Regions from separate parts of the Homo sapiens genome. Here all the other regions are linked to region 2. A link is a contact called in ENCODE Hi-C or POLR2A ChIA-PET data. All regions are on one chromosome and are shown on one strand. The core of a region is the stretch at or near the end of the contact, and the rest is flanking DNA. Distances in the headings are between cores, read along the strand shown. Region 1 holds the start of YJU2B (YJU2 splicing factor homolog B). Region 2 holds the start of TNPO2 (transportin 2). Region 3 holds the start of ELOF1 (elongation factor 1).

Region 1 (3,820 bases), core at 839-3,338, 1.0 Mb before region 2:
TAGGGGTGGTGAGACCCCCTCTCATGTTTGGAAGGGAGGCTTTTAGGTCATATAGAAGGAAGTTCTTCACGCCTGTAATCCCAGCACTTTGGGAGGCCGAGGCGGGTGGATCATGAGGTCAGGAGATCGAGACCATCCTGGCAAACACAGTGAAACCCCGTCTCTACTAAAAAATACAAAAAATTAGCTGGGCGTGGTGGCGGGTGCCTGTAGTCCCAGCTACTCGGGAGGCTGAGGCAGGAGAATGGCGTGAACCCGGGAGGCGGAGCTTGCAGTGAGCAAAGATTGCGCCACCACACTCCAGCCTGGGCGATAGAGCGAGACTCCATCTCAAAAAAAAAAAAAAAAAAGAAAGAAGTTCTAGTTTACACTAAAGAGAGACTCTGTGAAGCAGTGAAGGGTATTCTAGAACAGAGATTGGCAAAGTTTCTCTGTCAAGGGCCAGAAAATAAGTATTTCTAGCTTTTTAGGCCAGATTATCTCTGCCCCAACAACTCAACTCTGCTTTCATAGCTAGAAATCAGTCCCAAACAATATATAAATGAACGGGCGTAGCTGCATGCCAATATAAATTTTATTGATGGACACAGAAATTTGAATTTCACATAATCGTCATGTCACAAAGTATTATTCTTTTGATTTTTCCCCAACTACTAGAAAATTTAAAACCATTCTTGGGGGCCGGACTCGGTGGCTCACGCCTGTAATCCCAGCACTTTGGGAGGCTGAGGCAGGTGGATCACTTGAGGTCAGGAGTTCAAGACCGGCCTGGCCAACATGGTGAAACCCTGTCTCTACTAAAAATACAAAAATTGGCCAGGCCTGGTGGCGTACGCCTGTAATCCCAGCTACTGGAGAGGCTGAGGCAGGAGAATCGCTTGAATCTGGGAGGCGGAGGTTGCAGTGAACCGAGATCACGCCACTGCACTCCATCCAAGGTGACAAGAGTGAGATTCTGTCTCCAACAAAAAGAAAGAAAGAAGCTGATGGAAGAGCTTCTGATGGAGTGGGAGTGGTGTAGTGAGGTGGTGAGGCAGTGGTGCAAAGTCCCGGATATAAACTGTTCTACCCTCACCTTAGTCTTGTATCCTCCAACTATAAAGTGTGTCCTTTAGATTGGATTATTCCAAGGTCCCTTCCAACCTAAAAATACTTTTGCCAACAAAATAGCTAAGTGCCCCTTGAGGCGTTAGGGGACACGGCTCCCTGGGCTTGAATCCCAGCTCCACTCCTCATCAGCTGGGTGACCTTGGTCAGTGACTGCGCTTCCCTGGGCTTGTATTTCGTCACCGGTAAAGGGCGAATGACGACGACAAGACTGACTTTCTGGGGATGCTGTGAATCAACTAACCCACGGGAAGAGCCTGCAAAGAGCAAATACTCCGTTTACAGGAGCTCGAGGGTGTGTGTGTGTCTTAAGATGGTTTTGTTACCCCAGTAAATGGCAGACGGGGCTATCGGGTGGGCGTGTAGATATCTCCGGTCCTTGGTGCAAAAGTAATTACCGACCCTGTTTGTCCTGGGCTTACGGCTTGGGCTCGGAGCTCCACCCTGCTGCTTCCTATCTGCTTGACTTGGGGCAAATTGTTTTCTCTCTCTAAGCCTCATTTTCCTTATGTGTAAAAATGGCTGGTTAAGGCATTCAGGGCAGCGCCTGACGCCGAGTTAAACGTTTGGCAGTTTAGTCATTTCTGCTGCTCACGGTTTTACAAGAATCATTTTTATAAAATCTGGTGAGATAGGGACTTATTGGTCCCATTTTCCCGATGCAAAAACCCAGGACCCTTCAGGCATAATATGGATCCGGGCTAGGATGGGACCGGGTCCCGGGCACTTGGGTCAGAGGTCTCAGCTGGGGCCTCAGGGACTTTGGTCCTGGCTGGGACCTGGGCCGGCTCCGGGCATCTAAATCGGGTCCTCAGCTCCGCGTCCCCCGACGCGGAAGGGCGCGCCGGGCAGCTCCGAGGCCAGGGTGAGGCGGCTGCCGGACCCCCGGCCCTCCCCGCTCCTCCGCCCGCCGGCACTTACCTGCCCTCCTCCCGACGTCACGCCCTGACCGTGCCCGGAAGTGCGCGCTGAGAGCGCGGTGAACCTGGGCGCCCTCTCCGCGCCCCCAGGACGCCGGCGTGAGGCGGGGCGAGGCAGCAGCTCCACGCTGATTGGCTGAAGGACGATACGCCAAGCGTTCTGCGACGCCGGAGTGGGCCAATCCAGGAATGCCCCGCCCAACCGCGCTTACGCCAAGAGGCTCCATCCTCTGTCCAGCCCACTACGTGAGGCCCAATCCGAGGCCCGCCTCCTGGCACCGCCCTCCCAGGCGTGCTGTCCTGCGCGCTGCAGCCGGTCAGCGAGGGTGTGGTGGCGGGCCCCTGTAGTCCCAGCTACTTGGGAGGCTGAGGCAAAAGAATTGCTTGAACCCGGGAGGCAGAGGTTGCAAAGAGCCGAGATCGCGCCACTGCACTCCAGCCTGGGCAACAACAGCAAGACTCCGTCTCAAGAAAAATTATTTGCACAGGCAAGGTCTTACTATGTTGCCCCGGCTAGTCTCGAACTCCAGGGCCCAAGCAATCCTCCTGCCTCCCAAAGTGCTGGGATTACAGGCGTGAACCACTGCTCTGTTTTTGCATTTTTAAATAGTTAGGTGGGGGAAAAACTATTTTACGACTTATGAAAATAAAACATTCAAATTTCAGCGTACGTAAATAAAATTTCATTGGAACACAGGGATATGCGCTTTTGTCTGCTGATTGCTTCAAAATAAGGGCACTTGGGGGAACAGCAAATGCAGGGAAGGAGAGGTTTTCTCTGAATTTCTCTTATCTGCCTAAAGACAGAAAGAGGAATGCTTTCCTACGATCTTATTAACTAGGGAAGAGTGAAACCATTCCCAATCATGTATCCTTCTGAGGGCTGCTCTGAGACAACTTTTATTACCTGCAAGACTTTTTTATTTGCTTAACAAGACAGACTTTCTCCATCATACAATTTCTCCCCTTACCCTCCCATAACTTGTGTTACCACCATCCTCCCAGAAGCCCCAAACCCCTATTCTTTTCTTTGATACTTTTTTTTTTTTGAGAGGGAGTCTTGCTCTGTGGTCCAGGCTGGAGTTCAATGGCGTGATCTCAGCTCACTGCGCTCTCCACCTCCCAGGTTCAAGTGATTCTCTTGCCTCAGCCTCCCGAGTAGCTGGGATTACAGGCACCTTCCACCACGCCCGGCTATTTTTTGTATTTTTAGTAGAGATGGGGTTTCACCATGTTGGCCAGACTGGTCTGGAAGTCCCAACCTCAGGTGATCTGCCTGCCTTGGCCTTCCAAAGTGCCTGGATTACAGGCATGAGCCACTGGGCCCAGCCTCTCTGATCCTTTTTGGAGTCTTGTATTTTGTGGGACTCCCCTGCATAGGTACATAATTAAATATGGCTTTTGCCCTGTCTGTTTACATGTCAATTTAATTCGTAGCCCAGCCAAAGAACCTATAAAGGTGAAGGGAAGCCATTTTTCACCTACCTACAAACAGCCGGGCCCATTCATTTATCTATTGTCTATGTCTGCAACAGGGTTGAATTCAGTGGTTGCCACAGAGGAAGAGAGAGCCCAAAGAATCTAAAATATTTACCATCTGGCCTTTTACAGAAGAAGTGGGTGGATACTTCTCTTAGAGCCTTCAGATTAGCCTGGCCCTGCCTTCTGCACAGGTGAATGGCTTTTGAATTTACTTTTTTTTTTTTGAGTCGGAGTCTCACTGTCACTCAGGCTGGAGTGCAGTGGTGTGGTCTCAGCTCACTACACCCTCTGCCTCCCAGGTTCAAGTGAGT
Region 2 (3,856 bases), core at 650-3,149:
GCTGAGATTACAGGCATGAGCCACCACATCCGGTATTAATGAGATAACATTTGGAAACCACTTGACATGCAGTAGGTGCTTAAGAAATAGGAAAAAAGGCCAGGCATGGTGGCTCATGCCTGTAATACCAGCACTTGGGGAGGCCAAGGCAGGTGGATCACCTGAGGTCGGGAATTCGAGACCAGCCTGACCAACATGGAGAAACCCGGTCTCTACTAAAAATACAAAATTAGCAGGGCGTGGTAGCACATGCCTGTAATCCCAGCTACTCGCGAGGCTGAGGCAGGAGAATCACTTGAACCCGGGAGGCAGAGGTTGTGGTGAGCCGAAATTGCACCATTGCACTCCAGCCTGGGCAACAAGAGCAAAACTCCACCTCAAAATAAAAAAAAAAAAAAAAAAGGAAAAAAGGCCAGGCACGGTGGCTCACACCTGTAATCCCAGCACTTTTTGGGAGGCCAAGGCGGGCAGATCACAAGGTCAGGAGTTCAAGATCAGCCTCGCCAATATGGTGAAACCCTGTTTCTACTAAAAATACAAAAATTAGCTGGGTGTGGTGGCGGGTGCCTGTAGTCCCAGGTACTCGGGAGGCTGAGGCAGAATAGCTTGAATCCCGGAGGCGGAGGTTGCAATGAGCTGAGATCCCACCATTGCACTCCAGCCTGGGCGACAGGGCAAGACAGTGTCTCAAAAAAAAAAAAAAAAAAAAAAAAAAAAAAAAAAAAAGAAAGAAAGAAAGAAATAGGAAAACTGGGCCGGGCACAGTAATCCCAGCACTTTGGGAGGTCGAGGCAGGTGGATCACCTGAGGTCAGGAGTTCAAGACCAGCCTGGCCAACATGGCAAAACCCCATCTCTATTAAAAATGCAAAAAATTAGCCTGGCGTGGTGGCAGGCGCCTGTAATTCCAGCTACTCGGAAGGCTGAGGCAGGAGAATCGCTTGAATCCGGGGGCGGAGGTTGCAGTGAGCCGAGATTGAGCCATTGCACTTCAGCCGGGACAATGAGAGCAAGACACCATCTCAAAAAACAAAAAAACAAAAAAAGCCAGGCGCGGTGGCTCACGCCTGTAATCCCAACACTTTGGGAGGCCAAGGCAGGCAGATCATGAGGTCAAGAAATCAAGACCATCCTGGTCAACATTGTGAAACCCCATCTCTATTAAAAAAAATTAGCCGGGCGTGGTGGCGCATGCCTGTAATCCCAGCTACTCGGGAGGCTGAGGCAGGAGAATCGCTTGAACCCGGGAGGCGGAGGTTACAATGAGCTGAGATCGCGCCACTGCACTTCAGCCTTGTAACAGAGCGAGACTCCGTCTCAAAAACAAAACAAAACAAAACAAAGAAATAGAAAAACAAAAACAACAAAACAACAAAAACCCAAAACCTTGTCCTGATTCAACACTCAAATTCACCAGCTGGAGAGGAAGAAAAAATTCCGTGACCACACAAGGGCCAACAATGTGGACCACACATGCAGCAGGGGCTACTTTGTTCTGCCCCAAGGCTTGCGGAGGGCCGCTGAAAATTTGCCATATTATATGAAGGGGGTGAACCTTAACAAATTGTCTCCTGCATCCCAAACTCGCTCCCCATCTGATCTTTATCTGGGGCAGCCCCCAAATTTGACCAGAAAGCTCTTATCGTTCACACTCGCTCCAGGAACCCCCAAATCCAGCCCCAGCTCCCCAGTCTCACTCTTCTGCTCCCCATGCACCTCGGTTGGTCTAGAGACCCTCCTGCCAATTTGAGTCTCAGCCAAAACCCCAAAGCGCGGCGACCCTGGCGCATGGCAGGACGGGATTTGTAGTTCCAGGGCTTATCGGAGGGTGGGGGAGAGGGAGGCCTTTACGCATGCCTTGGTGGCGGCTTTCTGCACGTGTTTCTCAGCCCAGGTTTCAGTCCAGCGGAACTGGCTACCTCGGAATCCCAACTGCTCCTTTAGGGTGTCTTCCGCGATTCTCCGAGTGGAGTTAGGCGCCTGCCGACACTTCCCTAACCTTGGAGGCCCGGGACTTGATTTTCATGAATGAACGGAGCCGGGACTGACTTTGCCTACGGCAAGTGGGTTGAGATAGCTGTTCCCCTCCTTCAGGCAGGGGCAAAAATTGACCTCTGCCTCTCTCGAGGGTCAAAAAGTTCCTCAGGGCAGGGTGGGTTGTTCTTTGGGATTAGAGCTGGTGAATTCATTAAATATCGGCTTAGGGAGGGGCTGAATACAGTAAAAGAACAGCCTTGAGCCTTGGAGGGTAAAGCCACGTTTTTAAGGAACAATTCAGAGCTGGCCAGGTCATGCTTAACTTGGATGATCTCTAATCGCGCGAACTGCTCTTATACCCATTTGACAAGTGGGGAAACTGAGGCTTCAAGTGGCAGGAGGTCTCCCACTTTGTTATCGGCAGGGCAGGGAGGGGAAACCAAGACGCTACAGGGTCTCCAGCTTTTTACCATCTGCTCCTCTCTCAAGAGAAGGAAAAACGGTGCCCTACTGTCTTCAGACGTCGCAAGGATCAAGAAGATTTCTTTCTTCATGACCCTGCCCTTGCCAGAATTTCCTGCGCTGTTCCACCTCATTCAACTTCAGGTAGGGAAAGGGATTAGGCGTGGTTCAAAGTTTATTTTATTAGTTCATTTCGTTTTATTCAAAAATTTATATCCTTGTGGCTTTTTCATCTCCTTGTAAAAACTATCAAACAGTACTGGAAAATAATGCAAAAAGTGGCAGAGGCTTCTGTAGGAACCCGGCTTGTCTCAGGCACTTACTTTGTCCTGCTTTCTTTCCTTTGTCTCTGGGGTATAAAGAGCACGCTCAGCTCTTTCCTTGCGCACACACAGCGTACTCCTCCCAAGTACCTCTGGATGGGGGAAGGGAGGCACATTTCAATTTTTAGTGGAGGAAGGTGACAAGGAGGGTGCTGGCTCTGGCCGAGGGGTTCCTGGATCCATCACACACAAAGTCCCCACGCGCTACCAAACTCCTGGCTCCAGCTAAAGAGCTTGCGGTCAGGTCAGTGAAAGATGCTGGGAAAACGAGACACTGGGAGGACCGGCTGGCTAGAGAGGCCAAAGAAACGGCAACTCTTTGGTCACGTGACCGGACCTTGTCTCAGCCCGGGTTTCCCAAGTGCCAGGGCACGTGTGAAGGTTGAACCTTCCGATTGGCTCGGCGGGACCAGTTTGAACGGAGTACGGGAGCCGCGGCGGCTCACCTACGGCCGCGTTTTTCTTTTTTTTTTTTCTTTCTTTCTTTTTTTTTTTTTTTTTTTTTTTTAATTCTCTCTCTTTGGCTCCCTCCTTCCGCGCGAGTCTCTGGAGAAGCCGCAGCGCGAGTTGCCGCCGCTGCTGCCCGGGGCCGGGTAAGTGGGCCTCACTCAGAGCCCGACCCTCTTGGCCCCGGCTTGCGTCGACCCCCGCCGGGCACCGAGCCTGCGCCGCGCGCGGCCCGGGCGTCGGGGCCGCGCCCGACCGGGAAAGGCCGGGAAGCCGGTTGGGCCCGATCCTCCTGGCAGCTAGAACGGGCCGGGCGGGGGAGGGGGGAACCGAGCAGAGCTTAGGGGGTGGGGCCTCGGAGCCAGGCCATGTCGGGGCTCCTCAAGAAGAGGGCCAGTGGGACTGCTGGGGTCGGGCTGGAGGGGATCTGATTGGGGGAAGCGTCTGGGGACTGCTTGGGGCCTGATTGGGGGACGTCGCGAGGATCGGGTGTGTGTAGGGGCCTGTTTCGGTGGGGCTTGGTTGGGTCTGATTGGGGGAGGCCGCACTGAAAAGTTGAGCGGGGTGGGGGGAGGGGAGCTCGTTGGGTCCTGACAGGGAGGGGCGTCAGACTTCGGCCTAGAGGGTTTTCTTGGATCTGACTTCGAG
Region 3 (3,434 bases), core at 767-3,266, 1.2 Mb after region 2:
CCATACCCGGCCATCATTTATTGTTTTTTATTTTATTTTATTTTATTTTTAGAGACAGGATTTCACTATGTTGCCCATGCTAGCCTCAAACTCCTGGGCTCAAGCAGTCCTCCCACCTCGGCCTCCCAAAGTGCTGGGGTTACTGGGGTGAGACACTGTACTCACAAATGTCATTTTTTGAAAACTATGCTTCACTAAAGATCCAGTCTTAAGGATACTGATTCAGGGACATTTACTGCATCATCACAGTGGCAAAACTCAGGAAAGTCCAGGAATTGTCCATCAGTAGGATAACCGTTGATTATACTATGGCAGAGTTGCACTATGAATCATGTAGCTACTAAAAACAAAAGTTAGGTATACGTGTATAGATGGTTAAGTGGAAATAGCAAGTTGCACGGTAACTGTATAGTATGATTCCATCCTGTGTGTATTCTAGTTTGCTCCAGCACTGAAAAAGGGTCTCACAAGAGGGCAGTTCTACTGGTTACACTTGACGGTTACCAGGGTAACACTGCCCCCTAGGGGATATCCTAGAGATCCCTCTACAGACAGCCCCTGACTTGATTATGATAGGTTTATCGGGATGTAACCCCATCGTAAATCAAAGAGCATCTGTATTCGAAATACATTTCATTACAAATTATCTTCCTGAACACTCTAATGCAACAGCTCTTATCAAGGTCCGCAGGGACCAGACCCTTGCCAAACTCAACTGTCAATTCTCTTTCCTCATCTTCTTCAACTCAGGGACACGTGACACAGCTAACCCCTCTCTCTCTCCATCTTGAAATATCTTTTTCAGGCCAGGTGTGGTGGCTCATGCCTGTAATCCCAACAATTTGAGAGGCCGAGGTGGATGGATCACTTGAGGTCAGGAGTTCGAGACCAGCCTGACCAACATGGTGAAACCCCATCTCTACTAAAAATACAAAAATTAGCCAGGCATGGTAGTGCGCACCTGTAATCACAGCTACTTAAGAGGCTGAGGCAGGAGGATCGCTTGAACCCGGGAGGCTAAGGTTGCAGTGAGCCCATATGGCGTCACTGCACTCCAGCCTGGGCGACGGAGCGAAACCCTGTCTCAGAAAAAAACAAAACCAAAAATAAAAACCAATAAAAGTCCTTGGCCGGGCGCGGTGGCTCACGCCTGTAATCCCAGCACTTTGGGAGACCGAGGCGGGTGGATCGCGCCTGTAATCCCAGCACTTTGGGAGGCCGAGGCGGGTGGATCACGAGGTCAGGAGTTCAAGACCAGCCTGGCCAAGATGGTGAGACCCCATCCCTACTCAAAAAAAAAAAAAAAAAAAAAACTACAAAAATTAGCCGGGCGCGGTGACCGGCGCCTGTAATCCCAGCTACTCGGGAGGCTGAGGTAGGAGAATCACTTGAACCTGGGAGGCGGAGGTTGCAGTGGGCCGAAATCGAGCCACTGCACTCCAGCCTGGGCGACAAAGTGAGACTCCGTCTCAAAAAAATAAAATAAAATAAAACAAAAATAAAAAATAAAAATCCTTAACACGGCCCACGAGGCTCCATGGAATCTGGCCCCAGCCTGTCCACTCAACCTCATCTACTACAATCTGGGCACTCAAAATGTGGTCTGCGGATCAGCAGCATGGAAGTCACCTGGGAGCGAGTTAGAACAGCAGCCTCTCAGGCCTCCCTCTTCATCTGCTGGATCAGAACTTGAACTTTTTAGTTTGAGTAGAGCGTCTTCCATGCTTACAAGCTTCCCCTTCACCCTGATTCAGCCATAAGGTTATTTCATATTCCTCACTTGCCGCTCCTGGAAACTGACCAGAAGTACTGGCATCGCGCGTAGGTACAGGCAAATACGCACCGGCTCTTGCGCAGGCGCACTGCGTCTCCGTCGGAGCGCTGCTATTTGAGTACGCGTGCGCTCAGAGGAGCGGCGAAGGAGGCAGGGCCTATTTGCTGGGCTGTCCGGGATGGGGGTGGCCGGGACCTGAAAGTAGGAGAGGGGTTTCCGCTTCCGGCAGGAGTCGGAAGTCACTATCTCCCGGGTGAACGGAGCTTTCGCAGCTGGAGAAGGTGAGTGCTGGTGCGGCTCGTGCGAGTGGGCGTTGGGGGTGGGCAGGACTGGAAGTTCCTCTACTCCGTGCGTTTACGGGGTCCTGGAGGAGGCTCCTGGGACCTCGAGCTTGGGGGAAAGCCGGTCGGGGAGACTGACTCCCCCCGACCCCATCCTTCCAAGCGCGACTACCGGGACGCCTGGCTCCTCCCGGCGGCCGTCGGGAGGCGATGCCGAAGCTTTAGTGAGTCTGGAGGAACAGCCAACCCCCCACCTCTTGGGTACCAGCAGATTCGGGGGATGACTCCTCTGCCATCCCCTTTTGGCGCTCTTGGACTTAACGTTGTCACAGGACAGGCTGAGGCCTCTGCATTCCTTGTGCAAGCCAGACCCCATTCATGGGATGGGGAGACTGTAGTCCCTGGGCAAAATGAGCTTCTGGGGCTCATCCGTAGATTTTGTTTGGACTTTTTTTTTTTTTTTTGAGAGTGAGTCTTGCTGTGTCGCCGAGGCTGGAGTGCAGTGGCGCGATCATAGCTCATTGCAGCCTCGACCTCCTGGGCGCAAGCTTCCCACTTCAGCTTGCCGAGTAGCTGGGACTACAGACTCAAGGCTAATTTTTGTAATTTTGTAGAGATGAAGGGTCTCACTCTGTTTCCCAGGCTGGTCTGGAACTCCTGGCTTCAAGCGATCTTCCCACCTGGGCCTCCCAAAGTGATGAGATTACGGGCGTGACGTCCCAAAGTGATAGAGTTACAAGCAAACTGATTGAGTGATTTATTCAGTAATGGTTATTGCTGGGCACGGTGGCTCATGCTTGTAACGCCAGCACTTTGGGAGGCCGAGGCGGGAGTATCTCTTGAGCCCAGGAGTTCCAGACCAGGCTGGGCAACATGGTGGGTCCCTGTCTCTACAAAAAATACAAAAATTAGCTGGGCGTGGTGCCGCGGCTAATTTATATTTCAGAGGTAGAGGGGCAGGGGGAGGATCGCATAAGGAATGTGTGAGGGAAAAAGACATTGAGGATGAATCCAAGGTTTCTGATTTGATTATCCGGAAAGATGGAATTGCTGTTAGCTGAGATGAGGAAGACTGGAAGAGCAGGTTGCAATGTCAGGGGCTTGGTTTTGGACATGATATGTTTAATCTTAGGTGGAAGTTAGACATCAGGTGGAGGTGTGGCTGAGGCAGATAGATCAGAGTCTGCAGTTCAGACTCAAGGCTGGAGAAGCAGGTGGCCTCAGTGTAGAGTAGGCATGAAGCCCTAAGACTGGGTGAAATCTTCATGTGGTGAGTATAGCCAGAAAGGAGAGGATCCAACAATTAAACTCATGGGCTTTTTGCTCTGTTGCCCAGGCTGGAGTGCCTCGGCTCACTGCAACCTCCGCCTCCCAGGTTC

What was found. Hi-C counts contacts between places; a loop is a spot of excess contacts on that map. ChIA-PET counts read pairs that join two places held with the same protein, here RNA polymerase II (POLR2A). Pooled maps may share reads with other maps.
Region 1: a pooled map shows a loop between it and region 2 (4-fold over the local background). The contact joins the promoter of YJU2B here to the promoter of TNPO2 in region 2. A Hi-C loop is called at or near these places in 1 of 168 maps with a recorded cell type or tissue (B cell) and 5 of 50 pooled maps. POLR2A ChIA-PET finds 5 or more read pairs at or near these places in 1 of 52 experiments (WTC11).
Region 3: a pooled map shows a loop between it and region 2 (4-fold over the local background). The contact joins the promoter of ELOF1 here to the promoter of TNPO2 in region 2. A Hi-C loop is called at or near these places in 4 of 50 pooled maps. POLR2A ChIA-PET finds 5 or more read pairs at or near these places in 2 of 52 experiments (GM10248 and activated CD4-positive, alpha-beta T cell).

Annotation. Positions count from the first base shown.
Region 1 is chr19:13,746,163-13,749,982 of GRCh38, reverse strand. YJU2B (YJU2 splicing factor homolog B) reads right to left here and starts at 2,088. Exons shown (of 10, transcript NM_030818.4): 1 at 2,029-2,088. RefSeq lists a silencer at 1,798-2,107.
Region 2 is chr19:12,721,975-12,725,830 of GRCh38, reverse strand. TNPO2 (transportin 2) reads left to right here and starts at 1,899. Exons shown (of 26, transcript NM_001382241.1): 1 at 1,899-2,062; 2 at 2,466-2,582. RefSeq lists enhancers at 1,512-2,128, 2,129-2,747, 2,800-2,949, 2,748-3,365, 3,366-3,856 and a silencer at 3,450-3,539.
Region 3 is chr19:11,557,812-11,561,245 of GRCh38, reverse strand. ELOF1 (elongation factor 1) reads left to right here and starts at 2,016. Exons shown (of 4, transcript NM_032377.4): 1 at 2,016-2,055. RefSeq lists an enhancer at 398-692.